Regions from separate parts of the Homo sapiens genome. Here region 1 is linked to region 2. Evidence: read pairs that join two places in POLR2A ChIA-PET (ENCODE). Cell type or tissue: PC-9. All regions are shown on one strand. Each heading gives the region's core, and the rest is flanking DNA. Links, peaks and the distances in the headings are about the cores only. Region 1 holds the start of FAM186A (family with sequence similarity 186 member A). Region 2 overlaps DIP2B (disco interacting protein 2 homolog B).

What was found. ChIA-PET counts read pairs that join two places held together with the same protein. Peaks named below come from ENCODE experiments on the same cell type or tissue, not always from the same donor. Only the 100,000 strongest peaks of a DNase experiment are listed, where the experiment ranks them.
Region 1: POLR2A ChIA-PET joins it to region 2 with 9 read pairs; 1 of 35 experiments calls an interaction of 5 or more read pairs at or near these places.

What each region holds. Positions count from the first base shown.
Region 1 is chr12:50,390,474-50,406,915 of GRCh38, reverse strand. It overlaps FAM186A (family with sequence similarity 186 member A), which reads left to right and starts at 10,307. Exons shown (of 8, transcript NM_001145475.3): 1 at 10,307-10,623. The coding sequence starts at 10,432. LARP4 (La ribonucleoprotein 4) reads right to left here and starts at 6,031. Exons shown (of 16, transcript NM_052879.5): 1 at 5,888-6,031. The coding sequence starts at 5,905. In PC-9, for the core only: no CTCF peak of the experiment used is centred there; a DNase peak (open chromatin) is centred at 10,245; H3K27ac peaks cover 2,043 bases.
Region 2 is chr12:50,606,619-50,623,060 of GRCh38, reverse strand. The region is part of intron 1 of DIP2B (disco interacting protein 2 homolog B); the gene reads right to left. Among named protein-coding and RNA genes, the nearest start is that of DIP2B, 110 kb to the right of the region's middle. RefSeq lists enhancers at 2,258-2,447, 10,564-11,063, 11,064-11,565. In PC-9, for the core only: no CTCF peak of the experiment used is centred there; a DNase peak (open chromatin) is centred at 6,990; H3K27ac peaks cover 2,313 bases.

The DNA of each region.
Region 1 (16,442 bases), core at 9,094-11,593, 220 kb after region 2:
CGAAACCTCGTCTCTACTAAAAATACAAAAATTAGCCAGCATGGTGGCGTACGTCTGTAGTCCCAGCTATACTGGGGAGGTTGAGGTGAGAGAATCACTTGAACCCAGGAGGCAGACATTGCAGTGAGCCGAGATCATGCAACTGCACTCCAGCCTGGGCAACAGAGCAAGATTCTCTCTCAAAAAAACAAAAAACTGTTAGATGATACTTTTTAAGTTATATGTATTTCACAATTAAAAATATTTTTAACTGGTGGCATGAGCCTGTAGTCCCAGCTACTCAGGAGGCTGAGGCCAGATTGCTTGAGCCCAGGAATTTGAGGCTATGGTGTGCCATGACTGTACCTGTGAATAGCCACTGTACTCCAGCCTGGACAACACAGTGAGACCCTGTCTCTTAAAAAATAATAAAATAATAATTTAAAAAAATTTTTTGAGGCAGGGTCTCACTCTGTCATCCAGGCTGGAGTGCAGTGTCATGAACATGGTTCACTGCAGCCTCGATCTCCTGGCTCAAGTGATCCTCCCACCTCAAGTGTAGCTGGGACCACAACACATGCCACCAGGCCTGGCTAATTTTTTAAATTTGTTTGTAGAGGTTGGGGGTGGGGGTGGGGGGTGTCTAACTTTGTTGCCCAGGCTGGTCTTGAACTACTGGGCTCAAGCTATCCTCCCACCTCGGCCTCCCAAAGTGTTGAGATTACAGGCATGAGACACGTTACCCAACCTAAAATATGTTTTAATTATTTAAGAGTTATTAAAGCGTCCTAGGTCGTATGAAACTTAACTGCTACCTAAGTAAGTAAGTACAGTTGGCCCTCCATATCCATGAATTCCATATCCATAGGTTCTGTATCAGTGGAGCAATCAATCACAAATCAAAAATACTCAGAAAAAAAAATCATTGCATCTGTACTGACAATGTAGAGACTTTTTTCTTATCACTCTATAAATAATACAGTATAGCAACTATTTATAAAGCATTTACATTTTAATAGGTATTATAAATAATCTAGAGATTATTTAACATATACACAAAGATGTGCATAGGTGCTACGCAAATACTATGCCTTTTTATGTAAGACTTGAGCATCCAAGGTTTTTGGCATCTACAGAGGGTCCTGGAACCAATTTCCCACAAATACTGAGGGACAACTGTCTTCATTTTCAGGGAAAAACTCAAACAGAGACAGAAACCCAATTTCAGTAGTCACTGCATACCCACCCTTCCCAGTCTCTAGTTTTAATTTTTTTTATTTAAACAAAAATTTCAGCTTGAGCAAAAAAGCAAAACCCTGTCTCTACAAAAAATACCAAAAAAGAAAAAAATTAGCCAGGCATGGTGGTACATGTCTATAGTCCCAGCTACTTTGGAGACTGAGGTGGGAGGATCACTTGAGCTGGGGAGGTGGAGGCTGCAGCAAACGAGACTGTGTCTCAAAAAATTAAAAATTAAAAAAAAAACTGTAAATAAAAGAGAGAAATGAAAAAATTTTTTTAAATTACTATCTGCCTCCTTAGGGCTCACAAGTTTTAAGTAACTTGATAGCATTCAGATGAAGGTAGTACACTGCAGTTTCAAACTTACAAACAATTTGTTGTAAAAGAATTCATGGCAGGTCATGTTTGATGACTTTGTGAATCATCCAAACTTTTACCTCTTTCCAGAGAGGGACATTGTTTGTTTCTCCTTCAGAACAGAGGTGGAAAAAAAATCTGCCAGGCGCGGTGGCTCACGCCTATAATCCCAGCACTTTAGGAGGCCAAGGCGGGCGGATCACTTGAGGTCAGCAGTTCGAGACCAGCCTGGCCAACATCGTGAAACCCGTGTCTACTAAAAATCAGGAAAAAAAAAAAAAAGGCCAGGCATGGTGGCACATGCCTGAAGTCCCAGCTACTAGGGAGGCTGAGGCAGAACTGCTTGAACCCGCCAGGTGTGGTGGCTCACGCCTGTAATTCCAACACTTTGGGAGCCCGAGGTGGGCGAATCATGAGGTCAAGAGACCGAGACCATCCTGGCCAACATGGTGAAACCCCATCTCTACTAAAAATACAAAAATTAGTTGGGCGTGGTGGCATGCGCCTACAGTCCCAGCTACTCGGGAGGCTGAGGCAGGAGAATCACTTGAACCCAGGAGGTGGAGGTTGCAGTGAGCCGAGATGGCGCCACTGCACTCCAGCCTGGGCAACAAGAGTGGAAACTCCGTCTCAAAAAAAAAAAAAAAAAAAAAAAACTGCTTGAACCCAGGAGGCGGAGGTTGCAGTGAGCTGAGACTGCGCCACCCTCTAGCCTCGGTCTCAGAGCGAGACTCGGTCTCAAGAGGAAAAAAATAAAACAAACCAATAATCTACTGAAGTCAATATAGTTGGTCTTGCTCTGTCACCCGGCCTGGAATGCAGTGGCACAATCACGGCTCATTCCAGCCTTGACCTCCCATACTCAAGCGAAACTCCTGCCTCTGCCTCCCTAGTAGCTGGGACTACAGGTACATGCCACCACATTGGGCCCAAGGCCAGGTTTTAAAAAGTTGCATCTAAGTATTATTTACATAGGATTGATTCCTTGTCTGCAATATATTCTACTCCAATACAAGTAGGTGGTTGATGAGTTCTAATACAAGCTTCCATGTTCACTAGCTGTATAAACTTAGGCAAGTTTAAATTATATGTGCCTTAGTTTCTTTTTTTTGAGACAGAGTCTCACTCTGTTGTCCAGGCTGGAGTGTAGTGGTGCCATCTCAGCTCACTGCAACCTCTGCCTCCCAGGTTCAAGCGATTCTCCTACCTTAGCCTCCCGAGTAGCTAGGATTACAGGTGTGTGCCACCACCTCTGGCTAATTTTTGTATTTTTAGTAGAGATGGGGTTTCACCATGTTGGCCAGGCTGATCTCAAACTCCTGACCTCAGGTGATTTGCCACCCACCTCAGCCTCCCAAAGTGCTGGGATTACAGGCATGAGCCACTGCGCCCAGCTGCCTTACTTATCACTAAAATGGGGATACTAACACCTCATAGAGATATTGAGACTTAAGATGTACAGATATCTATATATGCAAAAACATCAAACGTTCCTGACACAAAGCACGATACAAGTATATACTACTACTGTTGTTATTGTTATATTGCTATTATCTATCCTACTGATTCTAGTGGGATAGTTAAGCTGGAATCTCTCCAGAAAAATACACATAAGTAAAAGGTATTGAACACAACTGCAGAGGACCCAGGGATCCCAGATTAACCCTGCCAAAGATGATCCACAAGCAAGTTGGTTTAGTAAAGCAGTTCTTAACCTCTTCTGTGACACAGACCTCTTTAGTAGTCCAATTAATCTATGGATCTCTTCTCCGTTTTTTTACATTTCTAAAATATATAGGATCACAAAGTAAACCAATTATATTGAAACGCAGTTATCAAAATATTTTAAAATGTCTAATATAGCAATACGTTAACAATATTTTTGACATATAGCAAGTAATGAGCATAAATATTTCAAGATAACTGCAAAAGCTGTAATACATGTAAAAAAGTGATTTGTCTTGGTGACAAGGTCACATACACTGTTGCTGCCATTAACATTTAAAGAATTTTCACTTCTTTTCCATTTAGATTTCAGTTAGAAGCTAGAGAAAATAAACACGCAAATTTTTTTCCTCAACCAAGCTTAGGTACTTACTTCCTCAATTCTATCCAAAAACCTAGATTAAGAACCTTTGACTTATGGGAAAGTACAAAAATAATTTTGAAGCCAGAAATTTATGTTCTAGAAGTCAGACTTCAGACTTTAGCCCCCACATTATTTACACTTGAATGACCTTAGACATCTAACTTCTGAGCTTTGGTTCTCTCACTGAGAATAATTCCTCTATCATGAGGTTACAGGGATCAAATATTAGTTAACAAAACGCCAAACGACCAACATGTTGTTTTTCACTGATTTTAATACCACATATTCAGCCCCAAATATTTAAAGACAGTTAATTTTCAATAAAACTCATATGAGAAAATGAAGAATGACATAGTGACTCACAAAGAAAATGATTAATGGAGATACAACTTTTAAACACTAGTTTGGCGAGAGATACGATAGAATTTGTCTAACCTGGGGAGTCGGACAGGCCTGAATTGCTAACATCCCGTCCATGATTTGACATCAGCATGACCTGGATCTAAATCCCAGTTAAACTACTTTACTTTTACTAAGTAAAGTTACTTTAACCTCTGGGGCTCGGTTTTGTCATCTGTAAAACATATTAAGTATCGCTTTAGAGACAGGAGAAGACCTAGTTTAAACAATAAATGGAGCTGTTATTAAAACTTACATTTTAATAAAGCCAAAGGAATCAATTTGGAAGTCAAAAGTATATTGTGGAGTTCCTGTCAATATAAACTTCACAATCTTTCTTCTGCCCAGCAAAACACACACTTAAAACCTGTGGTATTTACATAGCATAACATTCCTTAAAAAAACTGGCTGGCACTGGCTTAAAATCTTATCTGATTTCTTATTCTGCCTAAGGAAAACAACAATGAGGACAGAAAACAGTAAACAGAATGAGTTCAGTAATTTTAAGTCTTTTCATGATTTCCCCGGAATGTTCCAATGAATGTTTATTATGAATGTTAGATACACTCTAATGTAGCAGTCTTTTAAAAAACTAATTTAAAGATATCAAGCTTATCGGCGACACAATATCAGTTAGTTTAAAGAGAAAAAAAAACCGTAAAATCATTTATTTACTTTATGCTGGAATATTACGGAGTAAGATTTTCCCACAACCCGGAAAAAAAAATCTGCCATAGGCTGGCCCCGGCTCCTAGATTCATTATACAACCCGTAAATTCCTTCCCTCATTGAAAAGATTCTTCTTATGGGCATAGTTAACAAATGCCAAGTTGCGAAGTTGCAGCTTTGCTGGTTTGACGTTTTCACAATGTAAGAACAATATGATCTGGAATCTACTCAAAGCATTAGCCAGGCAGTCAGCTGACGCTCACTGCACACAAGAGGACAGAATTAAGGGAAATTAAATTTCGTATTTCTGTAAGGCAGGTATCCAACTCTATCTTGAAAACTAAAATAGGCCAACAGCAGACGTTCTAGTTTAAGTAATAAAAGTGTCTCATTGTTCAAATAACATTACAAAAAACGGCTTTTCCCGGAATAAGTTTCCCTCATTCTTGGAATTTTCCTTGTAAAGGGCTTTTAATCGGTTCATAGAACCAACCCTTCATCACGCAGCTGCTGCTTGAGTAACTTTTACAAAAGGTCAAAGCGGTGCCTTTCAAGGCTTCCAAACCCTACTGGCTTCTCCTCGATTCAAAGTAACTCGCTTTCACCCACAGAACGTTCCAGAGACCTAGGGACGGGGCCCGGGCAGAATTTGGTGGAAGTTGCTCAAAAGAACTTTTCAATTTTCTTTTCAAAATACTTACCGCATTTCACCTTTCTCCATCCGTGGCCCCACATGTTGCTCGCCTCCCTCCCAGAGGGGCCCCGCGAGGCCGCGCTCGGCCCCCGGAACGCGCCCACCTGATTACCCTCTCCTCCCTCAGACTCCGCCCCCCAACCCCCCAATGCTGCCTCCTTTAGGAGGTCCATATGGGACACTTTCCCCTTCCTCTGAACCTCACCGCCACACCAGAACAGCCCTCCGTTTTTCTCCTTCAATTCTTCTCCACTACGGGCCTCACCTCCCATAGCTTCCTAGAGTGTTGTGAGCGCGCAGAGGGAAGCTGCAGGCCTGCTCGGCCCAGGTGCTGTGTCAGCCTATCTGCCGGTTCCGCGGCGTGTACGGCCCGGAAAGTCACATGGCGGTGGGACCGGCCGGCGCCTCTACACTCCTGCTCTCCTAAGAGCAGGACGAGACTAGCATAATGCACTCACCTCCACGAAAAGCAACATGTCGTCCTCTGCTCAGCCCAATCGTTCCCGCCGCCGCAACTCCAACTGGCTCACAGGCCCGCGCCCCAATTGCTAGGATAAGGACACACACTCGCCTTGCCCCTCCACCCGGCAGTGGACCCGGCTCCTCCCCTGCCGTCAGCCGCTGCGGCCTGACCCGCCCAGTCCCACCTCCCTTGAAACAACAACTGCTTCCGGGTCTAGGGAAAAATTGTTTCCGGGAGAAAAGAGAGCCCTCGGCGCGCTCAACTTTTGCACTATCTTTTCCAGCAGCAGTGTGGGATGTACTATCATCTGTCGGGGGGAACGATTAGAAGGAGACGCCATTCTGTGGCACGGGGATGTGTAAAAATCGTAATGACACATTTTATCACTTGTCAGATAGCTACACAGCACTGATAATTCCGCAGTTTTCATAGTTCACAATCTAGATTTGATTTTTAAAGCCGACCTTGGCGAAGTGTACTGAACAAACCAACCCTGCCGAAAAGTGGTGGCTCACAGAAGAAAAGTAGACAAGAAAAAAAAAACAAAAAACTATGATACTAGCAAATATGTTAATAGCAGCTAATGTATATTAAATGCTTACATTGTGTTTGGCACTATACTAAGCATTTTATGTTAATTGATCTTAAAACAATTCTATGCAATAAACACTATTATTATCATCCCCATTTTACAGTTGAAGAAGCCCTCTAGGAGGTCGGGTTTCCCTTTAAAGAACTTTGCCCCAGGCTCATTTGAATTAATTACCCATGTCACCGCTTAATATACCAGTAATAACACTTAATCTGGACAGTGTCTTCTTTGACGTTCTGTCATTAATTCAAACGAAATACAATAAAAACAAAATTTTTAAAATTATCTATAATTTTTGTTAGATGGTCCAAATTCCTTATTGTCTTTAGCAATATGTAGTAGGATAGATCGCTCCCACTTGTATGTCCTAGTTCAAACACTCATCTTTTGAAATAATCATGTCTTGGCTGGGAAGGGTGGCTCACGCCTATAATCCCAGCAATTTGGAAAGCTGAGGCGGGCGGATCACTTGCGGTCGGGAGTTCAAGACCAGCCTGGCCAACATGGTAAAACCCCATCTCTACTAAAAATACAAAAATTAGCCAAGTGTGGTGGTGCACACCTGTAATCCCAGCTACTCGGGAGGCTGAGGCAGGCGAATCGCTTAAACCCAGGAGGTGGAGTTAATAGTGAGCCAACATCGCGCCACTGCACTCCAGCCTGGGTGACAGAGTGAGACTCTGTCTCAAATATAGTAATAATAATAGTAACGAATAAAAATTGGCCGGACACCGTGGCTCACGCCTGTAATTCTAGCACTTTGGGAGGCCGAGGCGGGTGGATTGCCTTAGCTCAGGAGTTCAAGACCAGCCTGGGCAACATGGTGAAATGCCATCTCTAGTAAAATACAAAAAATTAGCCAGGCATGGCAGTGTGTGCCTGTAGTCCCAGCTACGTGGGAGGCTGAGGCAGGAGAATTGCTAGAACCTGGGAGGCAGAGGTTGCAGTGAGCCAAGATCACGCCACTGCACTCAAGCCTGGGTGACAGAGTGTGACTCTGTCTCTAAAAAATAATAATAATAAATAAAAATGAAATAATCATGTCTTGATCTTTTCCAATGGATTTTTCCATTCTATTATTTAAAAAATCTTCCCAAAGTGAAGGTTTCATTTTCACCAAACCACTGTTACTTGATTTCAAGACTTTGCCATTCTGATCTCATGAAATCCTCCTTGCTTTGCCGCAAATGGAATCTCCTCAGATACCAAATTAATTCCACCACCAAATTGCTGATATCTGTTATCTCAGGCCCACCCTAATGTGGTCCTCAGTAAATTCCCGTGAAGTCATCTCAGTGATTAAACCAATCTCCTTACTTTCCCCCTAAGATGCAAACTCATTAGCACTCACCGCCAAAGCCATGGCTCAAGGTGTTGCCCCTACCTGGATTGCCTCCATTTGTCAATCAACCTTCTCTCTCCATAAGGTTTTCTCAAAGATTCTGCTTCTACAGATCTCTTCTTCGTGTCCCTTATTAGCACTTGATTATTATATTCTATCTTAAATCTTTTCTTTTTTGTTTTAGTTTCTTCACAGGAACCCTATCATATATTCTTCAGTTTAGGATAATGTAAGCTGCATAGTGTTTCAACAAATGCTTGTCGAATTGAAAGGGAAGCAGGATTTAAAAATTGACTTTAAGAAGCCTTCATGGCCAGGCGTGGTGGCTCATGGCTGTAATCCCAGCACTTTGGGAGGCCACGAGGTCAGGAGATCGAGACTGTCCTGGCAAACACGGTGAAACTCTTTCTCTACTAAAAATACAAAAAATTAGCCGGGCGTGGTGGTGGGCGCCTGTAGTCCCAGCTACTTGGGAGGCTGAGGCAGGAGAATGGCGTGAACCTGGGAGGCGGAGCTTGCAGTGAGCCTAGATCGTGCCTCTGCACTCCAGCCTGGGTGACAGAGTGAGATTTTGTCTCAAAGAAAAGCCTTCATGTCTAGTTGCTGATTGATGAATTCCATGCTGCATAAAAGATGCAAGTGAGAGAGAAAGAATAATGCAAATTTAGTTTAGTTGACAACTAAACTTTGGGAGGCCGAGGTGAGTGAATCACTTGAGGAGTTTGAGACCAGCCTGGCCAACACAGTGAAACCCTATATCTACCAAAAATATAAAAAATTAGCCAGGTGTAGGCCGAGTGCAGTGGCTCACACCTGTAATCTCAGCACTTTGGGAGGCCAAGGCATGCAGATCACGAGGTCAGGAGATCGAGACCATCCTGGCTAACATGGTGAAACCCCGTCTCTACTAAAAAATACAAAAAACTAGCCGGGTGTGGTGGCGGGCGCCTGTAGTCCCAGCTACTCGGGAGGCTGAGGCAGGAGAATGGAGCAAACCTGGGAGGCGGAGCTTGCAGTGAGCCGAGATCATGCCACTGCACTCCAGCCTGGGCCACAGGCGAGATTCCGTCTCAAAAAAAAAAAAAAAAAAAATTAGCCAGGTGTGGTGGCGCATGCCTGTAATCCCAGCTACTCGGGAGGCTGAGGTAGAAGAATCGTTTGAACCTGGGAGGCAGAGGTTACAGTCTGCTGAGATGGCACTACTACACTCCAGCCTGGACAACAGAGTGAGACTCTGCCTCAAAAAAAAAAAAAGAAAGAAAGAAAGGAAGGAAGGAAGGAAGGAAGGAAGGAAGGAAGGAAGGAAGGAAGGAAGGAGAAAGAAAGAAAGAAAGAAAAAACAATACATACACCTGTAGTAAAACTATGTAAAAATAGATAACACAAATATGTAAAATTCATGATTGTCATTTCCTCTGGAATGGGACAGTGGGGAAGGAAGGAACCAGGGGTGGGGGACATCAAAGAGGACTTCAACCTTCTGTAATGCTTTTTTATTATTAAAAAAATTGGAAGCAAATATTAAACAAAAATTAGCCAGGCGTGGTGGCGCGCACCTGTAATTCCAGCTACTCAGGGAGGCTGAGGCACAAGAATCTCTTGAACCTGGGAGGCAGAGGTTGCCATGAACCAAGATCACACCACTGCACTCCAGCCTGGGTAACAAAGTGAGACTCTGTCTCCAAAAAAAAGGGAAAGAAAAGAAAAGAAAAGAAAAAAGAGTAAGCAGTGCAAAGAGTGTGATCCTCATCCAAATGATATCATCCAAGTTACTTCATCCAAATGATATCATCCAAGTTACTACATGTCTAGGAAAAGTTAAGGGGCAGCTGAGGAAGTAGTTGTAACCTTTATTCCATTACAGGCTTAAAAATACTTAAGCAAAACCCCAGGAAGAGAGAAGAACCAGGAGTTATATTTGACACACCTAGATTTTTTTTTTTTTTTTTTTGAGACAGTTTCACTCTTGTTGCCCAGGCTGGAGTGCAATGACGTGATCTCGGCTCACCACAACCTCCGCCTCCCGGGTTCAAGTGATTCTCCTGCCTCAGCCTCCCAAGTAGCTGGGACTACACGCATGTGCCACCTCACATGGCTAATTTTGTATTTTTTTTTTTTTAGTAGAGACGGGGTTTCTCCATGTTGGTCAGGCTGGTCTCGAACTCCGACCTCTGGTGATCCACCTGCCTCGGCCTCCCAAAGTGCTGGGATTACAGGCATGAGCCACTGCACCCGGCCAACACATCTAGATTTTAAGCTTATTTAAGCAGGGCTATATCTTCTGTTTATTTTAGCATTCCTGTTGTCTATTATTTCCTACCCTCCTTCCCCCCTCACCCTTCTACCATGGCAGCATATAGAATGACCAGTTCTCTGCACATAGTAAGCATTCTTTACATGTTTGATCAATGATAATGTCACAATGGGTCTATTGTGACATCAACAGGACGGGAATATCATGGGAGCCACCAATTAGTAGCAGAGTATGCCACAACTTCTAGGATCAGGAAAGACCTCTCCTAGCTTCCTACTGGATATCTTTATTAGCATTTTTGTAGATTCTGTGAAAAAGAAGAAATAAAACGAAATCACCCACATTTTCAAAATGTTCTTCAAAATGAAAAATGAGATAGACAATGACCCTGAATCAGAAAAATGCATCAAGGATTCCACCATCATGAGAAGAGAGCCCCAAAATATCCTTAGTCCTTTGATGCTCCCTAACCTTGAGATCCCATTCTCAGTAAAGGATATCATCTCTAGGATTGAGCGCGCACAGCTCCATCGAGCCAGAGAGGTAGGTAGTGAATCTGAAGTTTACAGACTGCAATTTTCTTTTTAAACTTTCTGTGACCAAGTACATTTTTGTTTATTTTAGAAATCACTTTCATGATATTTGACTGTATTTAGGGTAGCTTTGACTTCAAATGACAATTTCACCTGACACCGACTGTGGATATAACAAGCTCCAATTTGACATTAATCTCTTTATATCAGGTTTAATAAAGCCATTTAAGAAATAAATCAAGCCGGGCATGGTGGCTCACGCCTGTAATCCCAGCACTTTGGGAGGCCGAGGCGGGCGGATCACTGAGGTCGGGAGTTCAAGACCAGCCTGACCAACATGGAGAAACCACCGTTTCTACTAAAAATACAAAAAGTTAGCTGGGCATGATTGCACTTGCCTGTAATCCCAGCTACTCAGGAGGCTGAGGTAGGAGAATTGCTTGAACCAGGGAGGTGGAGGTTGTGGTGAGCCAAGATTGCACCATTGCACTCCAGCCTGGGCAACAAAAGCGAAACTCTATCTCAAAAAAAAAAAAAGTTTTCATTTGTTCCCTATGGAGGTTTTATCAAACAGCTATTAGCCAGATAGAATTTAGATGGCTTTGAATTCTAGCTCCTTTTATTTTCCCTGTACACTTCAAGGAGAAATTAGGAGAAATTCAAGGAGAATAGAAAGAGTGTTTACATAATGTCAGCCGGGTGCGGTGGCTTATGCCTGTAATCCCAACACTTTGGGAAGCTGAGATGGGAGGATCCCTTGAGGCCAGGAGTTAGAGACCAGCCTGGTCAACATAGTGAGACCCCATCTATATTTTTAGAAAAATAAATAAATAAATAAATACATAAGAATCTAATAGACCCCCAAACAATTAAGGTTATACTGCATTTTATTCTCTCGCAGTACAACAAAATCAGGCCAGGCACAGCGATTCATGCCTGTAATCCCAATGCTTTGGGAGGCCAAGGCAGGAGGATCTCTTGAGCCCAGGAGTTCTAGACCAGCTTGGCCAACATAAGGAGACCTCCTGTCTACTAAAAATAAAAAAATTAGCCAGGCATGTTAGCTCAAACCTGTAGTCCCAGCTCCTTGGGAGGCCAGAGGATCCCCTGAACCCAGGAGACTGCAGTGAGCACCATGCTTGCACTACTGCACCCCACTCAGCATGGGTGACATAGCGAGACCCTGTCTCAAAAACAAACAAACAAACAAAAATCAGTCATGTTTGATGAAATTGATTAAGGGGGGGTTCTTTCCTATGTTTAAGGAAAGCTAAACTGGTCACAGTGGCTCATGCCTGTAATCCCAGCACTTTAGGAGGTCAAGGTGAGAGGCTCACTTGAGCCCAGGAGTTTGAGACCATCCCAGGCAACAAAGCAAGACCCTGTCTCTAGAAAAAATTTAAAAATTAGCCAGGAAGTGGTGGTATGCACTTGCAGTCCCAGCTACTCGGGAAGGTCCCTTGAGACCAGGAATTTGAGGTTACAGTGAGCTATAGATTGTGCCACTACATTCCAGTCTGGTGACAGAGGGACTCTATCTCTAAAAAAAAAAAAAAAAAAAAAAAAAAAAGAGTGTTAGCCAGGCACAGTGGCTCACTCCTGTAATCCCAGCACTTTGGAGGCCAAGACAGGAGGATCGCTTGAGTCCTGGAGTTCAAGACCAGTCTGGGCAACATAGTAAGACCTCTGTCTCTCTCTCTCTATAGGTAGATAGGTAGATAGATAGATAGATAAATAGATTTTTTTTTTTGAGGCAGACTATCATGCTATTGTTCAGGCTGAGTGCAGTGGCGCGATCTTGGCTCACTGCAACCTCCATCTCCTGGGTTCAAGTGATTCTCCTGCCTCAGCTTCCCAAGTAGCTGGGACTACAGGCACCGGCCACCAAGCCTGGCTAATTGTTTTTGTATTTTTAGTAGGGACAGGGTTTCACCATGTTAGCCAGTATGGTCTTGATCTCCTGACCTTGTGACCCACCCCCACTCCAAAGTGCTGAGATTACAGGCGTGAGCCACTGCGTCCAGCCCATTTTATATATTCTTTTAAAAAACAAAAACAAAAACAAAAAAACAGAGTGCTTGGCCAGGTGTGGTAAGTAGCTCATGCCTGTAATCCTAGCATCTTGGGAGGCAGAGGCAGGTGGATCACTTGAGCTCAGGATTTCAAGACCAACTGGCCAATATGGTGAAACCCGGTCTCTACTAAAAATACAAAAAATTAGCCGGGTGTGGTGGCTCCTGCCTGGAGTCCCAGCTACTCAGGAGGCTGAGGCAAGAGAATCACTTGAGCCCGAAAGGCAGAGGTTGCAGTGAGCCGAGATGGTGCCAATGCACTCCAGCCTGGGTGACAGAGCAAGACTCTGCCTCACAGAAAAAAAGAGTGCTAAATATCGATAAATTCCCACTCCTCACACAGACTTTCTCCTGTTCCAACTTCTGGCAACTAGCAACAATAACACAGTGTTTGCTTTTAACAGCTTTATTGAGGTACAGTTAGCATACCATAAAATGTATGCAACCTCTGCCTCCGGGGCTCAAGCCATCCTCCCACCTCAGCCTCCCAAGTAGCTGAGACTACAGGCACACACACCAGCACGTCTGGCTAATTTTTGTATTTTTTGTATAAATGGGGTTTCACCATGTTGCCCAGGCTGGTCTTGGACTCCTGAGCTAAAGCAATCTGCCTGCCTCAGCCTCCCAGAGTGCTAAGATTACAGGCTTGAGCCACCACGCCTGGCCCAAAATACACTTTTTTTTTTTTTGAGATGGAGTCTCGCTCTGACACCCAGGCTGGAGTGCAATGGCACCACCTCGGATCACTGCAACCTCCGCCTCCCAGGCTCAAGCAATTCTCCTGCCTCAGCCTCCCGAGCAGCTGAGACTAGACAACAGGCACCCGCCGTCATGCCCGGTTGATTTTTGTATTTTAGTAGAGACAGGGTTTCACCATGTTGGCCAGGCTGGTCTTGAACTCCTGACCTCAGGTGATCCTCCCGCCTCGGCCTCGCAAAGTGCTAGGATTACAGAAGTGAGCCACCGCGCCCAGCCAAAATGTACATTTTAAAAGTATGCAAGTATCGAGCCGGGAGCGGTGGCTCATACCTGTAATCCCAGCACTTTGGAGGCGAGGCGGGCGGATCACGAGGTCGGGAGATCGAGACCATTCTCGCTAACACGGCGAAACCCCGTCTCTACTAAAAATACAAAAAATTAGCCGGGCGTGGTGGCGGGCGCCTGTAGTCCCACCCACTCGGGAGGCTGAGGCAGGAGAATGGCGTGAACCCGGGAGGCAGAGCTTGCAGTGAGCCAAGATTGCGCCACCGCACTCCAGCCTGGGTGACAGAGCAAGACTCCGCCTCAAAAAAAAAAAAAAAGTATACAAGTATTGATACTGGCTGGGCGCGGTGGCTCACGCCTGTAATCCCAGAACTTTGGGAGGCTGGGGCGGGCGGATCATGAGCTCAGGAGATCGAGACCATTTTGGCTAACACCGTGAAACCCCGTCTCTACTAAAAATACCAAAAAAAAAAAAAAAAAATTAGCCAAGTGTGGTGGCACACGACTGTAGTCCCAGCTACTCGGGAGGCTGAGGCAGTAGAATTGCTTGAACCCAGGAGGCGGAGGTTGCAGTGAGTCAAGACAGCGCCATTGCACTCCAGCCTGGGAATAGAGCGAGACTCCGTCTCAAAAAAAAACTATTGATATACATAAATACCTGTGAAACCGGCTGGGCGCGGTGGCTCACGCCTGTAATCCCAGCATTTTGGGGGGCCGAGGCGGGCGTATTACAAGGTCAGGAGATCGAGACCATCCTGGCTAACACGGTGAAACCCCTGTCTCCACTAAAAATACAAAAAATTAGCCGGGCGTGGTGGCGGGCGCCTGTAGTCCCAGCTACTCGGGAGGCTGAGGCAGGAGAATGGCATGAACCCGGAAAGGAGGAGCTTGCAGTGAGCCAAGATCGCGCCAGTGCACTGTAGCCTGGGCGACAGAGCGAGACTCCGTCTCAAAACAAACAAACAAACAAACAAACAAACAAACAAACAACAAACCTGTGAAACCTTCACCACATCGACATAATGATTTTGCCCATTTCCCCCAAAAGTTTCTTCATGCTGCTTTATAATCCCTCCCACATGCTGTTCCCTGCCCCCCACCCCCAATCCCCAGCTAACCACCAATCTGCTTCTGTCACTGTATATTAGTTTGCATATTTTAGATTTTATATAAGTGGAGCCATACAGTATCTACTTTCTTCTGCCTCACGTCTTTCACTTAGCATAATTATTTTGAGATTCATCCACACTTTTGCATATATGAATAGTTGATTCCTTTTTATTGTTGAGTGTTTTTCCATGGCATGGCATGGCATGGGCTGTTTCTGGTTTTGGGTTATTACAAATAAGCTGCTATAAACATTCATGTACCAGTCATTATACAGATATATGCTTTCATTTCTCTGGAATAAATACCTAAGCTTGGAATGGCTAAGTCTAAAGGTAGTAAATGTTCATTTTAAAAAATAAACTACTAGGCCAGCTGCAGTTGCCCATGCCTGTAATCCCAGCTACTTGGGAGGCAGAGGCATGAGAATCTGCCTAGGAGGCAGAGGCTGCAGTGAGCCAAGATCGAGCCACTGCACTCCAGCCTAGGTGACTGGAGACAGTGAGACTGTCAAAAAAATAAAATAGGCCAGGCGTGGTGGCTCACACCTGTAATCCCAGCACTTTGGGAGGCTGAGGCAGGCGGATCACAAGGTCAGGAGTTTGAGACCAGCCTGGCCAATATGGTAAAACCCCATATCTACTAAAAACACAAAAATTAGCCGGGCATGGTGGCAGGTACCTGTGGTCCCAGCTACTTGGGAGGCTGAGGCAGGAGAATTGCTTGAACCTGGGAGGCAGAGGTTGCAGTGAGCCAAGATCGCGCCACTGCACTCCAGCCTGGGTGACAGCGAGACTCTGTCTCAAAAAATATATATAAAAAATAAAAAATAAAAAAATAAAATAAGGCCTGGCATGGTGGCTCATGCTTGTAATCCCAGCACTTTGGGAGGCCGACAAGGGTGGATCAGACCACCTGAGGTCAGGAGTTTAAGACCAGCCTGGCCAACATGGTGACACCCCATCTCTACTAAGAATACAAAAATCAGCCAGATATGGTAGCAGGCATCTGTAATCCCAGCTACTCGGGAGGCTGAGGCAGGAAAATTGCTTGAATCTGGGAGGTGGAGGTTGCAGTGAGCCACAATCGCACCACTACACTCCAACCTGGGCAACGGAGCAAGACTCCATCTCAAAAACAAAAAAAAGGAGGTAGGGCATGGTAGCTCATGGCTGTAATCCTAGCACTTTGGGAGTCCAAAGTGGAAGGATTGCTTGAGCTAAGGAGTTTGAGACCACCCTAGGCAACATGGCGAGACCCTGTTTCTACAAAACATACAACAATTAGCCAGGGGTGGTGGCTACCTCGGCCTCCCAAAATGCTGGGATTATAGACATGAGCCATTGTGCTAGGCCCTTTCACCAATAGTATGAGAAAAAATGTAGTGAAGGAAGCCCCGGCATCCTTGAAGAGCTCTGTGATCACTCTTCTCTAGAGTTCAGACCTTAACAGTGGGAACTGTAGTCACTGAATTTGTAAACCTAACTGGGACCCAGTAGTGGCACCCAACCACCAAAGGCAAGGTGGATATGATTACTGTAATGGACAGCAGCAGGAAAGCAGCAATCAAAATAGTCTGACTCACACTGACCTATGGCATTGGCTAGTTGATCAAGATGTTCCCAGAAATGAATAGATAGGAAGCCTACTAAATTCTTACTTAATC
Region 2 (16,442 bases), core at 5,531-8,030:
TGATTTATATTAATTCAAAAGTACACATCTTTCTAAGAACGAACGGTCCATAGGTGTATATTTGCTAACAAGGTGGTTTACACAGTATATTCAATTTTAAGAATGATATTTTTGATAGGTCATTAGATGGGGTAAAAAAAAAAAAAAATAGCTGGGCAAGGTGGCTCACGCCTGTAATCCCAGCACTTTGGGAGGCCGAGGCACGCAGATCACCTAAGGTCAGGAGTTCGAGACCAGCCTGGCCAGCATGGTGAAACCCTGTCTCTGCTAAAAATACAAAAATTAGCTGAGAGTGGTGGCGCGTGCCTGTAGTCTCAGCTACTCAGGAGACTGAGGCAGGAGAATCGCTTGAACACAGGAGGCAGAGGTTACTGCGGTGAGCTGAGATCACACCGCTGTACTCCAGCCTGGGCAACAAGAGTGAAACTCCATCTCAAAAAAAAAAGGAATAATGTGTTTGCACACATGTAAAATTTTTTTCTGTGTATGCACTGGAAAAGTGTGCATGTTTACCCACCAAAATATTAACAGTGGTTAGTTATGGCTTGCAAGATTATGAAGTGGTTTTATAGTTTCTTTTCCTTCTTGCTCTTATTTTCTAATTTTTCTGCAATGAACATTATTTCAAGAAACAATAAATATTTTAAAACTTCAATCATGACTACTTACTACACTATACAAATTTAATCACAATGGTCCTTCATCTGTTTCCCTAGTAAAATACAGAAACTGAATTTTTGTTAAAAAATAATTAATTAAACCTTTTCAAAGCAGCCAACTCAAGACTTCAGGGAATTTCAAACAGTAAATACAGCTAACAGGGGTACAGAAGCCTACCAAGTAAACCGTCATTAGAAACAGGAAACCATGTCTTTTATTGTAAAAGAAATACCAAAGCATTCTTCTGTTCCATTCGCCACTCACAAGATCTCCTACCTCCACCCCCTACCCTGGCACAAAGGCCACTTCTGATGGCTCAGAACACATCTGGCAGAGTGACAAAGTGAAAGGCCTTTAAAAAGCTTTCTTCAGTGCTTAAGTCTCAGTCAGGCAATGTCAGTAAATGATCGTGGGACAATCTGTTAGATTTGGCATCCTGGATATTAATCAACTACTAACCACCTCAGGTTTTGAAAGAGGTCAATCAAGACAGTCTAGTTCAGCCATGCCAATTAGCTCCATCAGATCCACAAACGAGCAAAGAAATTAAGGAGACCTGGAAGAAGCTGAGCTGCAGTGAGAATGCGAGGACTACAATGCTAGGCCTACAGTATCTTTAAAATGCTCCCCCTCCCCGTTTTCTGACTACAAGACCCTGTGCTCAAAAGTCACCCCTCTGTGATGCCTTCCACTACTTCCTCCTAGTGCGCCTACAAATCTGCATACATATCTGTGATAGCACTTAGCACCCACTGGTATTTTAATTATGTGTTTACACCCCATGTCTCCCTACTAGACTGTGCACTTGAGGGCAGGGATTGTGTCTTGTTTATCACTGTAGCCCACCCACAGCCTGGCACAATAGACGCTTGTTGAACAAGTGACTGAATGAATTAATAAAATGGAGGCAGTGAGAGAATAATAAATCAAACAGACATGTGTACTTGGTGGAAAACTAGAAATGGGAGAAAAAGAGTTCTTTAGCAAGAGCTGAAAGGCTCAGGGAATGGAATTTAGTGGACCAGAAGTTTACCGAAACTTGACAGCTAGATCTTAAAGGTGAACAAAAAAGCAATGCTTGGACTGCCTGAAGAGAGGAATAATATATAAATCACAAGGCACTAAAAGCTAAGAACTCCAAGCCAGATATAGATACATCCCTTAGCTAGAGGGCAAGACCAGACAGAAAGAAATCAGTGAGAATCTGTTATTTCACATTTCTGTGGTTGCCACCACTTATAGTCTGTGCTCTTAAATCATCCTCACCACCTGTACTTACACAGATTTTGCTGCACTAAAGCAATGTTTTTCAACCTTGTCCAATTTTTAAGATTCTCCCAAGGAACTTGCAAAAATACGAATTCCCAGACCCCTCCCATGGAGACTCTGATGCACTAAGTCTGGATTAAGATCCAGAAATCTCTACTTCTAACAAGCATCTTCCAATGAGTCCTAAAGCCAGGCAAGTTTGGAAATTGCTGCAGTGAGGAATCCTGTCTGGTGTATGCTGGATGGTTCTGCAGACTGAATGTGAGGAGGGAACTGATTGGGAGGAGGGGGAAGAATGCTGGCTGGGCTATCCAGCCACAAGGGAGAGCACAGAACCTCTGGAGCTCAGACACTGAGTCACACCACAGGCTTTCTTACTCAGAACAGACTTTTTGCCATCTGGCATATAGAACAAAAAGGAGAATCATAATGATACCTATATAAAATTTGCATTAAAATGGCATATAAGGTAAACCTGTTGTTCAAGTTTTTTTGAGAAATAAATACAGGGAGGATTAGCCTTCCCCTCCCACTAGAGTAACGTCTTTTGTCCAGGTGCCTGCAGCGCTTGGCAGGAGTGGAGGCAGGCATAGAGCCTTGTATGAAGACACTGACCTAAACCAACAAGAGAATGGTCGTGGCGAGTCTGCGACCCACACGCTGTGAGACTGTCCAGCTGCATCAGAATTACCACAGTCTTCAGCAGCCAGCAGCAGACATACAGAAAGACACATGTGTGAGGCTGAGTATAAAGGACTTATGTTTCCAACTTCTTTCCTCACCACCTGGGATCAATGAAAACAGCTTGGCACAAGTGGCCCACAAATCATCTTCAAGTTGATTGAGAGAGGGCTGTGAGGAGGCGTGCGTGAGCCTGCCAGCCACCCAAGCCTCCTAAAAGCCACAAGGTGGTAGGGAGAACAGTCGCATAAGTAGTGAGCAGTTAGTGTGTATTTACACCAGTCAGGTGGGTGACACTGCTGTGGTGAAGAGCTCAAGGGTCTGAGCTAGACAGAACCACATCTGAGGCAAAAGGACTCTAGACAAGTTTTATTTCTTGATAAATCTGTTTCTTTCTTTTTCTAAGACAGGGTCTCACTCTGTCACCCAGGCCGGAGTGCAGTGGCATGATCATGGCTCACTTGTGGGCTCAAGTGACCCTCCTGCCTCAGCCTCCTGAGTATCTGGGACCAGATGGGTGTGCTATCACACCCAGCTAATTTTTAAAAAGTTTTTTTTATAGAGACAAGGGTCTCACTATTGCCCAGGCTGGTCTCAAACTCCTGGGCTCAAGCAATCCTCCTGCCTTGGCCTCCCAAAGTGTTGGGATTACAGGTGTGAACCAATGCGCTCAGCAGAGCCTCAGTTTCTACATCTGTGAAATGGGGAACAGTCTCTCCCTTGCAAAGTTTTCATTGTGATTTAAAATATAGGGTCTGGGCTATGGAAAATAACATCAACAAACATTACTAAAAGCCTACCCTACTGGCCAAGTGGGGACAATTATGTCGCAGAGAAGAGGCACAGGCAAACAAACATGACTAACACTCTATAATTAAGCGCCATGGGAGACACGTACACAAATGCAGCACCTTCTGGAACCCAGAAGGAAGCATCACGATCTTGGCCTGAGTAGGGAAAGGAATGCTTCACGGAGCAGACGACATTTGGTTTGGGTCTGGCTTTTCATTCTCTTATCAGAAAGGTGATATAAATTCCTAACGATACAGTCACTTAGTGGTTTGCTAGTTGTACTCTGCTGCTGACTGGCTCTGTATGGGCATGGCCATGTTTGGTAGTTGTTCAGGATTCCTATCTCCCAAGAAATGTGGCAATGCTAAGTAACTTTCATTTATGACCTTGTGCAGTACCTTGAGCAATTAGGGGCTAAATAAACACAACATCTGAAAAATTCTGGAGGGTCATCAAGTCATATGTATAACTTTTTCTATCGGGAGCAGTCTTAATGGACAGAGAGCAAGGGTTACAGCTGCAGCCATAAACTTTCTGCCCCAGTGGAAATAAAAGAGCATATGCCATGCAACCCTGCTTTAAAGTCACAGCTATGCAGTCAGGGGTGGTGATAGAGGGTGGGGGGACTTTGGGAAGGAAAGAAAAGCATTTTTGAGCACTGAATGGATGATATGCAGGTCATTAAACAAAGACAAATAAAATAGTATCTTTGCCTTCAAGGAGTTCCCAGTCTAAACAAATATTACAATAAAAGTACAAGTGCTACACTCAAGATTATTTGCAAAGTCCCATGGGAGCAAGGAGAGAATGGTAATGAAAATTATAATACTCGATAAGAACATATAAGTAAAATAACACTTATCAAGGGCCTCCTATGTATCAGTCTCTGTTCCAAGAGCCTCACAACAGCCCTATCAGGTGATATTATCATCATTTTTCTCAATTTATAGGTGAGGACAGTGAGGCACAGAAGTTTAAGCAATTTGCCTACAGTCACACCTAGTAAGTGCTGTGATCAGGATTTGAATCCAGGCAGAAATGGCTCCAGAGCCCCTGCTCTTAAACACCACCATATATTCATTTTTACAGAGACGCTCCAAATTCTACTTCAGAAAGATTGAGAAAACATCACAAAAGTTGCTCTTGGGTTAGGTCTTGAAGGATGATCGTCAGGAGAGAGAGACACTGAGGGTGAATGCACAGTTTATCAAACCCAGAGTTTGGAAAAGAGTGGCATGCTTGGAACAACAGACACAGAAGCTGTAATTTCAATCACCGATGAACAGAGATGGCCCTGCTGCTACTCCTGCAGCCTAACCTGAGGTAGGACTTGGCCGTTTGTGCCTCACCACGAAATCCTCAGACACTTGACGTTGAGGGTTGATAGTCACCTCATGGACCCATCAATTTACTTCACTCTTCAAAAAATGGCACTATATAACACCACCACCAATCTAACATTCTTTTAAATTTTTTATTCTTTAACTTTTCAAAACATTCTGACATCAATTCATTTGATTTGGCTGAAAACCTTCTTCAATAAACGGAAAAAGCATTACCTTCATGAGAACAAGAAACTGAGATGTGAAAAGTTAAATGTCTTGCCTAAGCTAGACTAGAATCTCTGGCCTTTTTCTTGCTGTTCTTTGTCCATTGTTATTTGTAGGTGGCCCCTAAATCAGATGCAATTTAAAAAAATTAAACCTGTTGTCCATAAACAAACAACATAAGCAATTACTATGAATCACTTCAAAATACAGATGACTTTCGAAAATGTATTAACAATTCTGCTCCTCAACAGGACCCTGGCTGAACTGTCTCTTTTAATCTCCTTCATCTTTTATTTTTTTGAGATGGAGTCTCTCTCTGTTGCCCAGGTTGGAGTATAGTGGTGCAATCTTGGCTCACTGCAACCTCCACCTCTGGGGTTCAAGTGCTTCTCCTGCCTCAGCCTTCCAAGTAGCTGGAACTATGGGCAAATGCCACCACTGCCGGGTAATTTTTGTATTTTTAGTAAAGACAGGGTTTCACCATGTTGGCCAGGCTGGTCTCCAACTCCTGACCTCAAGTGATCCACCTGCCTTGGCCTCCCAAAGTGCTGGGAATATAGGCATGAGCCACTGCCCCTGACCCCTTTCATCTTTTAAACCAGACAGCCAACTGTGGAAACTGTGTCCAACTGGTGTTTTAAAAATAGCAAAAAAGGCCGGGTGCGGTGGCTCACGCCTGTAATCCCAGCACTTTGGGAGGCCTAGGCAGGTGGATCATGAGGTCAGGAAATTGAGACCATCCTGGCTAACACGGTGAAACCCCATCTCTACTAAAAATACAAAAAATTAGCCAGGTGTAGTAGCGGGCGCCTGTAGTCCCAGCTACTCGGGAGACTGAGGCAGGAGAATGGCATGAACCCGGGAGGTGGAACTTGCAGTGAGCCGAGATCGCGCCACTGCACTCCAGCCTAGGTGACAGAGCGAGACTCCGTCTCAAAAAAAAAAAAAAGCAAAAAGATCATTATACATCATTACTAAATATTCATTTACATAGAATATGGCCAACATCTTCAAATCTATACCTGAACCTAATCATCCTATTCTATCCTTTAAATGTAAATTTTAGACCAGGAAGGTGGTTCATGTTGGCTATGGCTGGAGATGGGGAGTAAGACTAGGGTTATCACTACTCATACATGAGGGATACAAGTAGACAAATAAAGAGAAAGAGATAAAAATATAGCTGAGAATGTGAATGAGAGCAATCTTAAAGCAAAGCTGAAAAAGGCAGAGGATGTGAATACTATCCAGGAGAAGCTGGCTAGAAGACAAAAATTTCATTATTATATTTTATCATGTTCTCTTCATAATGATAATTCCATCCAATGCAATATATATAGCAGCTGCCCATCTTCAAATATCCTCCTTCCAGAGGTGATCTAGAAAGGCTCACAAACATACAAAATGAAGCTCACAGTCATACAAAACAAGGACCTTAACAATTAAACCAGCTCCTGGCCTCTGTCTTCCCCTATTTCTCTTGCTGTTTCTTACTGAAAGTGTCCAACAGGACTCCAAAGAATTTACAACCTTGAATTATTTTAAAAACTCTCTGTAGTTTCTTTCTACACAGAGGTAGAATTGATCCTATGATGAAAAGAGTAAAAAGACATAACATTTTCATAGTTTAGCCAGAAATAAAGCTCTGTTAAACTACTACAATCTGTTGAAAGAAGATGAGAATTTTTATTGTATCTAATTTTTTTGGAATAAAATAAGTGGTTCTAAAAGTCTTCAACCGGCAGTCTATAAAAGCTATAGTTTTAACTCAACTTTGCTAATCTTACAAACGGTTTTTCAAGGAAATTAACTCTAGGACATTCAAATTTCCATTCTCAGTAGAGATCCTCTCACCTCATTTAGGACAATGACTAGACAATTTCCATGTCAAGAACTAGAGAATAAGCACAGACTGCTTTCTCCTCAAACACAAACCATAGAATTGCTTTGGCTGCACAGCCCTGTTTTCTAGGTCAAACATATGTGACTTCTTACAAATGGTATTTCACCTAAGGCACCAAGCAAGTTCAAACAAAAAGCAACAAAGTAAAACACTGAGAAAATGATCTGTAAGTCTCATCATCAGGCGCTGGTTAAATTAATCCATCTAATGCAAAAGGTATGTTTATTTGTCCACTTAGAAAAACCATGCCTGCAAAGAAGAAGTTTGCTCTACAAATGACCTGAGGTGTCAAAGGGACAGGAGGAATCCAGGGGATGGTTCAGTCAATAGAAAGAGCACGGGTTCTAGCATGAAACAGATCTGGGTTCGAACGCTGAGTTTGCTGTTTTACTTGCTTCTTGACAAGTTACTTAACAACTCTGTGCCTTAGTTTCCTAATAGGTAAAACTGGAATAACTCCTACCTTGAGTGTTTATGATGAGTCTTCAATGAGAGAATAAATGCAAAAGTCCCTGGCACACAGCACATACTCAACTTGTTTTAGTTGACAACTCCCCAGCCCCAACCCCACCCTTAAGTCCTAAGAATAACTATCTTTAAAAGGATTATCTAGAAAATTCTGGGTTGGTAAATTCTCTTTTAAAAAAATAAGATACAACGCATCAAGTATCACTAAAGTTGCTCCACAGTGCTAGACTCAGATCATGGTACTAGACTCAGCACTAAGAGCCAACAAAGTTAGTGCCTTTGGATGCTAAGGGCCTAAAAGAAGGAAAACTGATGTCTCAAAGAGGAGTATACAAATATCTAAACCAGAAATGAGCAGAGATCAGTTAAAATGCATATATGTAAATGTATGTAAATAAACCATGCTATTATGCACAAAACAGTGCTACGTGCATCTAATTATGAATGTTGCCAAACTTCTAGAAAAAAAAAGAAATGGCGGGGGAGGGGGTGCGGAAAAGTAATTTTCATTATTGCTTCTTCTTTCCCCCTTTATCTTGGTAATTTTTCTCTGAAGATTAGAAAACTGTTTCTAGTGTTAACAGCTAGTTATCTTCCAACTATTCTGCTTTTATTCTTGCATCAATTGGAGCAATTTTTAAAAACCAGGCAATAAGTAATAGTATCTATACCAATCACTGAATCTGAATTAAATGGTGCATGTGCCAGGCATTCTTTATCAATAGTCTAGATAAAATTAACAGTGATCAAAATCTAAGTATCTCCTTTGGCAGGCGCAAAAAAAGTGAAAGCTTTTAAAGAGATGAAGAATTTTGTTGGTAGCCAATTCATACTGCTCTGGAAACCAAAGATGGACAGGGAAAAACACAAGTAAGGAGAATACTGCCACTGCCACAGCATGGGGATCGCAAAAGCAGGTCGCTTAGGCCAAAGTGGAAAAGGGTTTTTCCAATGAGGCAGTAAACATCACCATTCTGTGTTTGGCATAGGTTTATAAACTTGTGTTCAAGTCCCAGTGTCCAGAGACTTAGGTTTTCCTCCCCATTTTGTTACAAACTATTTATCTGATACTGGGCAAGCCACTATACGTCTCTGGGCCTCAGTCTCTTCATCTGTAGGAATAAGGATCTCATGGGCTCTAAGACTGCTTTAGCTCAACGTTGGATGAATGCCATTTGTCTGGCACTGTTACATATGGCAAGTCAAAAACAAGGGAGGATATCCAGCAGGCAACAGGAGAGAGAAACTCTAGAATGGATATATAGATTTTAGAACCATCAAGCGTAGGAGGTGGTAGCTGAAGCCTTGGGTGTGAATGATATCACCCAGAAGGAATGCAGCATGAAAGAAGGCAACCAGAAAAGGAATCCTGGGGTAAACTAACATTTAAAGAACAGGCAGAGGAAATGGAGACGATGATGACACACAGTGGGGAGACCAGGAGAGAATGAGGAAAATGGAGGCAGAGAGGAGAAGATGAGTGCACACTGTCACAAATATAAAATAAGGATCAAAAAATAACTACTGGATTTGGCAGGTAGATCATCAGTAGCCCAGTTAAGAACAGTTTTAAAGGAACAGTGAAGGAAGAAAACAGATTATTTAGGACACTGAAGAATGAGTAAGAGGTGAAATGACAGCAATAGATTTCCTTCTTTCAATGTTTTGTTAAAAAGGGAAAGAGATATGGGGTAGTATTACAGAAGGCTAGAGTCAAAGCAGGTGAGTTTTATTTTTTTCTTTTTCTTAAAGATGGACAAATATGTAAGTTACAAAGACAGCTATTAGAAAGATACCGATTCTACCAACAAACACTAAGAACTTCCTACATACAAGCCACCACTTTAGTGGGACATGGGCCCAACATTTATAGGCATAGTGATGAAGTTTATAGTTTCTTCCAGCATAGACATCTGAAAAGAATTCTATAATTAATGATTTAATTACAAGTTCGATAAGGGTTAGTGTTGTCAGTGGTTAGGGCCAGGGCTTCTCAACATGGGCTGGGAATGTGGTATCTGCGCTGATCTGTGAGTGCTTTATGGGTGTGGAAATGTTAATACTCAGTCCCTTAGGGCAGTTTAGCTGAGCTTCAGGGAACTGAAAGCCTTGGGCCAGTCACCTCAAACAGGCACTCTTTTTACCCCACTGTATTGAACAAATATTATCATTTTCTGTGTTTGTCAGGATGTATCAAAGGTTTAAAGCACTGCAGGACTTTAGAGATACCTTTTCTCTACGAAAAAGGGTAAGGATCGGTAGGGAGGTATAGGTAGGTGCTGGAGCACTGGGAGTGAGGACAGAAGATGACAGGACTCTGGCTTAATGACCTCTAAATTTCTTTCTGCACAGGAATCAGAGTAAAGGTTTTCTTGTCTATTTTCCCTTCTACATTCATTCACTGCCTATTTCGTTCTAGGTACCATTCATCTAAGCAATCACATACATTAATCCATATAGTCCTCAAAACAATTCCATGGAAGAGTATTATGAGTCTCAGTTTCCAGATGGGAAAGTGAGACACAGGGAAATTAACTGGCCTGCACAAGGACACAACACTGTGAGAGACAGCTTCAAAGCAGATGGTCTGGCTCCAGCATCCAAACTCTTACCTACCTCTCAGTGCTGCCTCTCTAAGGTCTTTGTGACAGGAATGAAGAGTTGGAAGAGAGGGTTTGCGTAAAGATATTCAGAGTTGCCACTACAGTAACGGGAGGCACATGCTGTGCTAGGCAGTGCTGAGAGTCAAGGGAGACGGGAGAACAGAATGTTTTTAGTTATGTTCCACAGTTTAGTGACTGTCTCCAGTAGTGCCTGGGAGAAAGATGATGGTTTGAATAACATAGAGCTGGGGTGTAACAGGAAAAGAGGATGGAAGGAAGCAATGATCCAGGCTAGCAAGTATTTATTAATCAGTAATCAACCAATCAGCAATAAATACTGTTGAATAAATAATTGTGCAGTATTATCAGCCTAATTTCTATAACTTTTCAAAGTTATTATGGGAAAGGCTGGGTGTGGTGGCTCACGCCTGTAATCCCAAGACTTTGGCGGGCCGAGGCGGGCAGATCACTTGAGGCCAAGAGTTCAAGACAACCCTGGTCAACATGGTAAAACCCCATCTCTAATAAAAATACAAAAATTAGCCCAGCATGGTGGCGCACACCTGTAATCTCAGGTATTCAGGAGGCTGAGGCAGGAGAATCACTTGAGCCTGGGAGACAGAGGTTGCAGTGAGCCAAGATGGCACCACTGCACCCCAGCCTGGGGGGACAGAGCAAGACTGTCTCAAAAAAAAAAAAAAAAAGTTATTATGAAAAATATACTCAGAATTCATCTTGGGAGGGCAGAAGATGTCACCCTCAAGAAGAAATAACACGATTCCAAAAGGAAAGAATGCTGAAAGAAATCACAGAAGGGCCCTCAGGAGGGTGTAAAGGTTCCTCCTAGGCTAATTCTCCTTGCCTATTTCCCTATCTGCTTTTCTTTTCGAGACAGGGTCTCACTCTGTGGCCCAGGCTGGAGTGCAGTCGTGCAATCACAGCTCACTGCAGCCTTGACCCATTCCCATCTCAGCCTTCTGAGGAGCTGGGACTACAGGGGCATGCTACAATGCCCTGCTAATTTTTTGTAGAGATGGGGTACCACCCACCTCAGCCTCCCAAAGTGCTGAGATTACACATGTGAGCCACCTCCCCTGGCCAAGATATCTGCTTTTTTTTTTTTTTCTTTTTTAGAGGCGGGATCTTGGGTTCAAGCAATCTTCCTGCCTTGGCTTCTTAAAGTCCTGGGATTATAGGCAAGAGCCACCACGCCTGGCCTGTATCTGCTTTTCTTTTCTTACTTTGCACCTAGACATAAAGACAAAAGCAACGACAAGTGATCAAGAATATAGAAGACTGTAAAGAAAATGCTAAAACTGAAGTTTTCTTGGGCATTTCTTGCTAAAAGCCCGAGAGAGGGGCAGAGACTAAATAAATTATTGCTGGTCCAGGGAATGGCTTTGGGGGACATGGTGGTGGTGGAAGTTCAGGGGTGAAAGAGCGACTGAAGGGATCTAGTACTGGGGGTAGGTAAAAAGAGAATAAAACCACTGGAGGCAGTGGTGGGGAGGGAAAGGGAGCTCCCAAATCCACTGGGTCTGCTCTGGATCACACAGTCAACAAAGACAGTCAGCTGCTGCTTCTGGTTCCTCTTTTCCTGGCAAAATTTTAAATAACTAGCTGGTGGTTACTATTTTTAAAGATTAAATAAAAACAACCCACGCCCCTCAATGCAGCCTCAGCAAAAGAATAAATGTTAAACGTTAATAACACTCTTAGGAATAGAGGCTCAAGGAAGGGTGGAGAAGCAACCAAAAAGAATAAAAATGATCTCGCAGCTATAAATTTGTAACAGAAAGCTGTCCAGGGCATTTCGGTAGTACAAGAGCTGATATCCTTTAGCAGGCAAGAAAGCACTTAAAATAGAGTGAAACAAAGAACTATGACAAACTGCCTAAGGATTCTTATAAATGACTTGCAATTTTATAAACACCTATCCGCCAATGTTTAGGAGATAAAACTTTTGACTTGGCTGATAATACAATCCTTTCTCTCTTTAATTTGTGTGTCTATTATCCCCCTAAAGATATTTACATCGGCCAAGCGCGGTGGCTCACGCCTGTAATCCCAGCACTTTAGGAGGCCAAGGTAGATGGGTCACAAGGTCAGGAGTTCAAGACCAGCCTGGCCAAGATGGTGGAACCCATCTCTACTAAAAATACAAAAAAATTAGCTGGAGGTGGTGGCAGGCTCCTGTAATCCCAGCTACTCAGGAGGCTGAGACAGAGAACTGCTTGAACGGAGGCAGAGGTTGCAGTGAGCCAAGATCACGCCACTGCACTCCAGCCTAGGCAACAGAGCGAGCCTCCATCTCAAAAAAAAAAAAAAAGGTTGGGCACAGTGGCTCATGCCTGTAATCCCAGCACTTTGGGAGGCTGAGGCGGGCAGATCACGAGGTCAGGTGATCAAGACCATCCTGGCTAACATGGTGAAACCCCATCTCTACTAAAAATACAAAAAAATTAGCCGGGCATGGCGGCGGGCGCCTGTATTCCCAGCTACTGGGGAGGCTGAGGTAGGAGAATGGCGTGAACCCGGGAGGTGGAGCTTGCAGTGAGCCGAGATGGCGCCACTGCACTCTAGCCTGGATGTACAGAGCAAGACTCTGTCTCCAAAAAAAAAAAGATATTTACATCTCCAATATCACTAAAGAAAATTTTACTTTCCTGAAGTTTCACTTGGAGGAGGGGGGTGAAACAACACATTCCTTATCCTAAAATAGCAAAGACAACAATGCAAGGAATAATACTTCAGAGTTCCAGCAGATATTTCCTGTATTTCACTCATTGTACTAATCACAATCAAAACTAGCAATTAAAAGGAAAAAAACACTACTCCTAGTAACAAAAAAACTCTACCCACCATTCTTTGCCTGCCATCACTCCCCAAACAAATATCACCACACATCTGAATATTATGAAAAAATAACATACTTCCAAGGCTATCAACATATGGAAATGTGATATTAGGCAGTCTAACCATTCCTTAGGGTGACAGTGATAGTAGTAATTTTAAAAATCATTATTCTAGAATAAAAGCTAGAAATAATCAAATGTTGGGTTTGGTCATTTATATTTAGGTGTTATAGCTGTATCTGCAGAATTCTTAAAAACTTTATTAAAATTCCTGCATTAAAAATACTTTGGCATTGTGAATTTGGAATATGATTTACTTACTTCCTTTATTAGTTATAACAAATGTTCTTGTAATGCAGTTTTCTCAGGATGAAGTTTTTGTTCAATTATGAACATGGTGTTTTAACAGAACATGAAACAGGACACATCATTATAAAAGCCAAGCGTAAAAGAAAAAAAGACAACCACAAGCAGTTTGTGTGCCAAGGGATTTGAAGAGAGATAAGTGGTCCATCCTATCTCTTCTTTTATCTTCCACAATAGGATGGTTAGCTGGGCAATCAACTACTCAGAAGACGATGACATTTCCCAGTCCCCTCATAGGTAGGTACGGTCAAATTACTAAGGTCTGGCCAATGTGATATCAACAGAAAGAATGTGTGCAACTTCCAGATCTTGCTCTTAAATGGAATGGGTGTATCTTCCCTTCTCTTTCTCCCTTCCCAATGGGTGAAATGGGATGTGGTAATCAGCTATATTGGACAAAGGGTGAAGAGCCAGACCAGTAGATGATGAAGGAACAGGGTAGAAGGGCCTGTTGCCCAATACCCTCATGAAGCAGAGTTGCTGTACTAGTTGAGACCATGGCATGACCTAGAAATAAACTTCTATCTTGTTTTAAGTACCTGTTATTTGGGGTCTTCACTACATGTACTTAAACCCATTGTCCAACAAATACAAAGCAAATGAGACAATTTTCAGTCAAGTGGCAACAAATAATTGCTGCTACTTGGTGTCTCCACCAGAACCATAAACCATGGTACTAAAACTTTTAAAAGCTAATTTAACTCTTATGTAGAAGATACAAATCCCTTATAAACTTTTCATTGTTAATCCTCTTGATAATTTTTTTTTTATTATTTTTTTTGAGACGGAGTGTTGCTCTGTCAGACAGGCTAGAGTGCAATGGCACAATCTCGGCTCACTGCAACCTCTGCCTCCATGATTCTCCTGCTTCAGCTTCCTGAGGAGCTGGAATTACAGGCACCCATCAGCACACCTGGCTAATTTTTGTATTTTTAGTAGAGATGGGGTTTCACCATATTGGCCAGGCTGGTCTCGAACTCCTGACCTCAGGTGATCCACCCGTCTCAGCCTCCCAAAGTGCTGGGATTACAGGCGTGAGCCACCATGCCCGGCTAATAAATATTTTTTGCACTGCTTCTGCTTACATAAATGAAATTTTGTTCTAGGCTGGATTCTTACAAAAGTAAATATGGTTTACTTCTTTGAAATCAGAGTATTGCAAAGAAACTTTTAAACTAATGTAAAATTATCTAGGAACACGCATTAAGAGTGTTGAACTAGTTGATCGATAGACTGTGCTAGTGTTACTATTTGTTTTCTTTTCTTTTCTTTCTTTTTTTTTTTTTTTGAGACTGAGTCTTGCTATGTCACCCAGGGTGAAGTGTAGTGGCACGAACTCAGCTCACTGCAACCTCTGCCTCCCAGGTTCAAGCAATTCTCCTGCCTCAGCCTCCAGAGTAGCTGGGACTACAGCCACGCACCACCACGTGGACCCAGCTATGTTTTGTATTTTCAGTAGAAACAGAGTTTCTCCATGTTGGCCAGGCTGCTCTCGAACTCCTGGCCTCATGTGATCCAACTACCTCAGCCTCCCAAAATGCTGGGATTACAGGTGTGACCCACCGCACCTAGTGTTACTATTTCTGATAGATGCTGTTTCCACGTAAGTTTTCAGCATAATCAAAATGGCTTTTCTAAATTGCATTTTTGTTTCTTTTTATTCTTGCAGTTAAAACAGCAACCATTTGATATGCTAAGACTTCCCCATCAAGATATTATCTAAATAAACTATCAGTTAAAAATAATTGGTGGACACAAATTCCAAATACTAATTTGCTAATTGTTGAAAGACTACAGCTTATTTGAAAATAAGCAAATTGTGGCCCGGTGCAGTGGCTCACACCTGTAATCCCAACATTTTGGGAGCCCAAGATGGGCGAATCACCAGAGGTCAGGAGTTTGACACCAGCCTGGCCAACATGGTAAAAACCTGTCTCTACAAAAAATACAAAATTAGCCGGGCGTAGTGGCGCACACCTGCAGTCCCAGCTACTCAGAAGGCTAAGGCAGGAGAATCACTTGAATCCAGGAGGCAGAGGTTGCAGTGAGCCGAGATCGTGCCACTGCACTCCAGCCTGGGTGACAGACTGAGACTCCATCTCAAAACAAAACAAACAAACAAATAAAAAACCCAGAAAACAAGCAAACTGTGTGAGGAATGATGTGTTTCCTCTGTTTTCAGACTAAGAGCTTGCTGTACTACAGCTATTAGTAATTTTAGGAAATTCTCCAAGCTTCAACCACTCTGCTTTTGCTGATTATATTCTATTACACTTCAGAGCAAGACTGTGTTTGAACAAAAACCCTGACCTTAGCCGAAAGATCTTAAAACCACTGAATATATAGCTGATAGAGCACTGGCCTTCTTTTCAGTAGTAGAAAGGGGATGCTGTCAAGAAAAGGAAAGGAAGAAAAATCACAGGAAAGACTTGATTTGATAAAAAATAAGTAATGAGATTATCTTCAAAATTTGTCTTAATGTTTAAAAATGTCTAGATCTTCCATTCCATATCTGTGTAATGCTGTGGAAGTCAGAAACATCTAGGTTCCAAACCTGGCTTATCATTTACTAGCTATGTCTCTTTGGATATGTTAGTTAAGTTTCCTGGGTCCTTGTTTTTTTCTATCTGTAAAATGGGGAAATCTGCACTTTTCTCATGGGACTGTTAACAGGATTAAGGAAGATAATCTACGCAAAGCTCCCAACAGAGTACTTGGTCCAAAGCAGACACTCAATAAATAAATGTTAGTTCCCCTCTCCACCCACTCCACCAACAACCATCAAAACCTCAAAAAAAAAAAAAAGAAGCCAAGCATGATGGCCCATGCCTGTAGTCCCAGCACTTTGGGAGGCAGAGGCAGGCAGATTGCTTGAGTCCAGGAGTTCTAGACTACCACTGCGGGCAACATAGTGAGACCTCATCTCTACAAAAAATACAAAAATTAGCAGGGTGTGATGACACACACTTGTCCTAGCTATTCAGGAGGCTGAGGTGACAGAATCATTTCAGCCCAGAAGGTCAAAGCTACAGTGAGCCAAGATAGTGCCACTGAACTTTAGCCCAGGTGACAGAATGAGACCTTGTCTCAAGAGGAAAAAAAAAAAAACAGAAAAAGAAGCCAGGCATTGTGGTATGAGCCTGTAGTCCCAGCTACTCAAGAGGCTGAAGTGGGACGATTGCTTGAACGCAAGAGTTGGAGACCAGCCTGGGCGAGACCATCAAAAAGATTAAATTAAATTAAAATCTCAGAAAAAAATTACAAATCAAAGGGTCCTGATATGAGTTGTATGCCT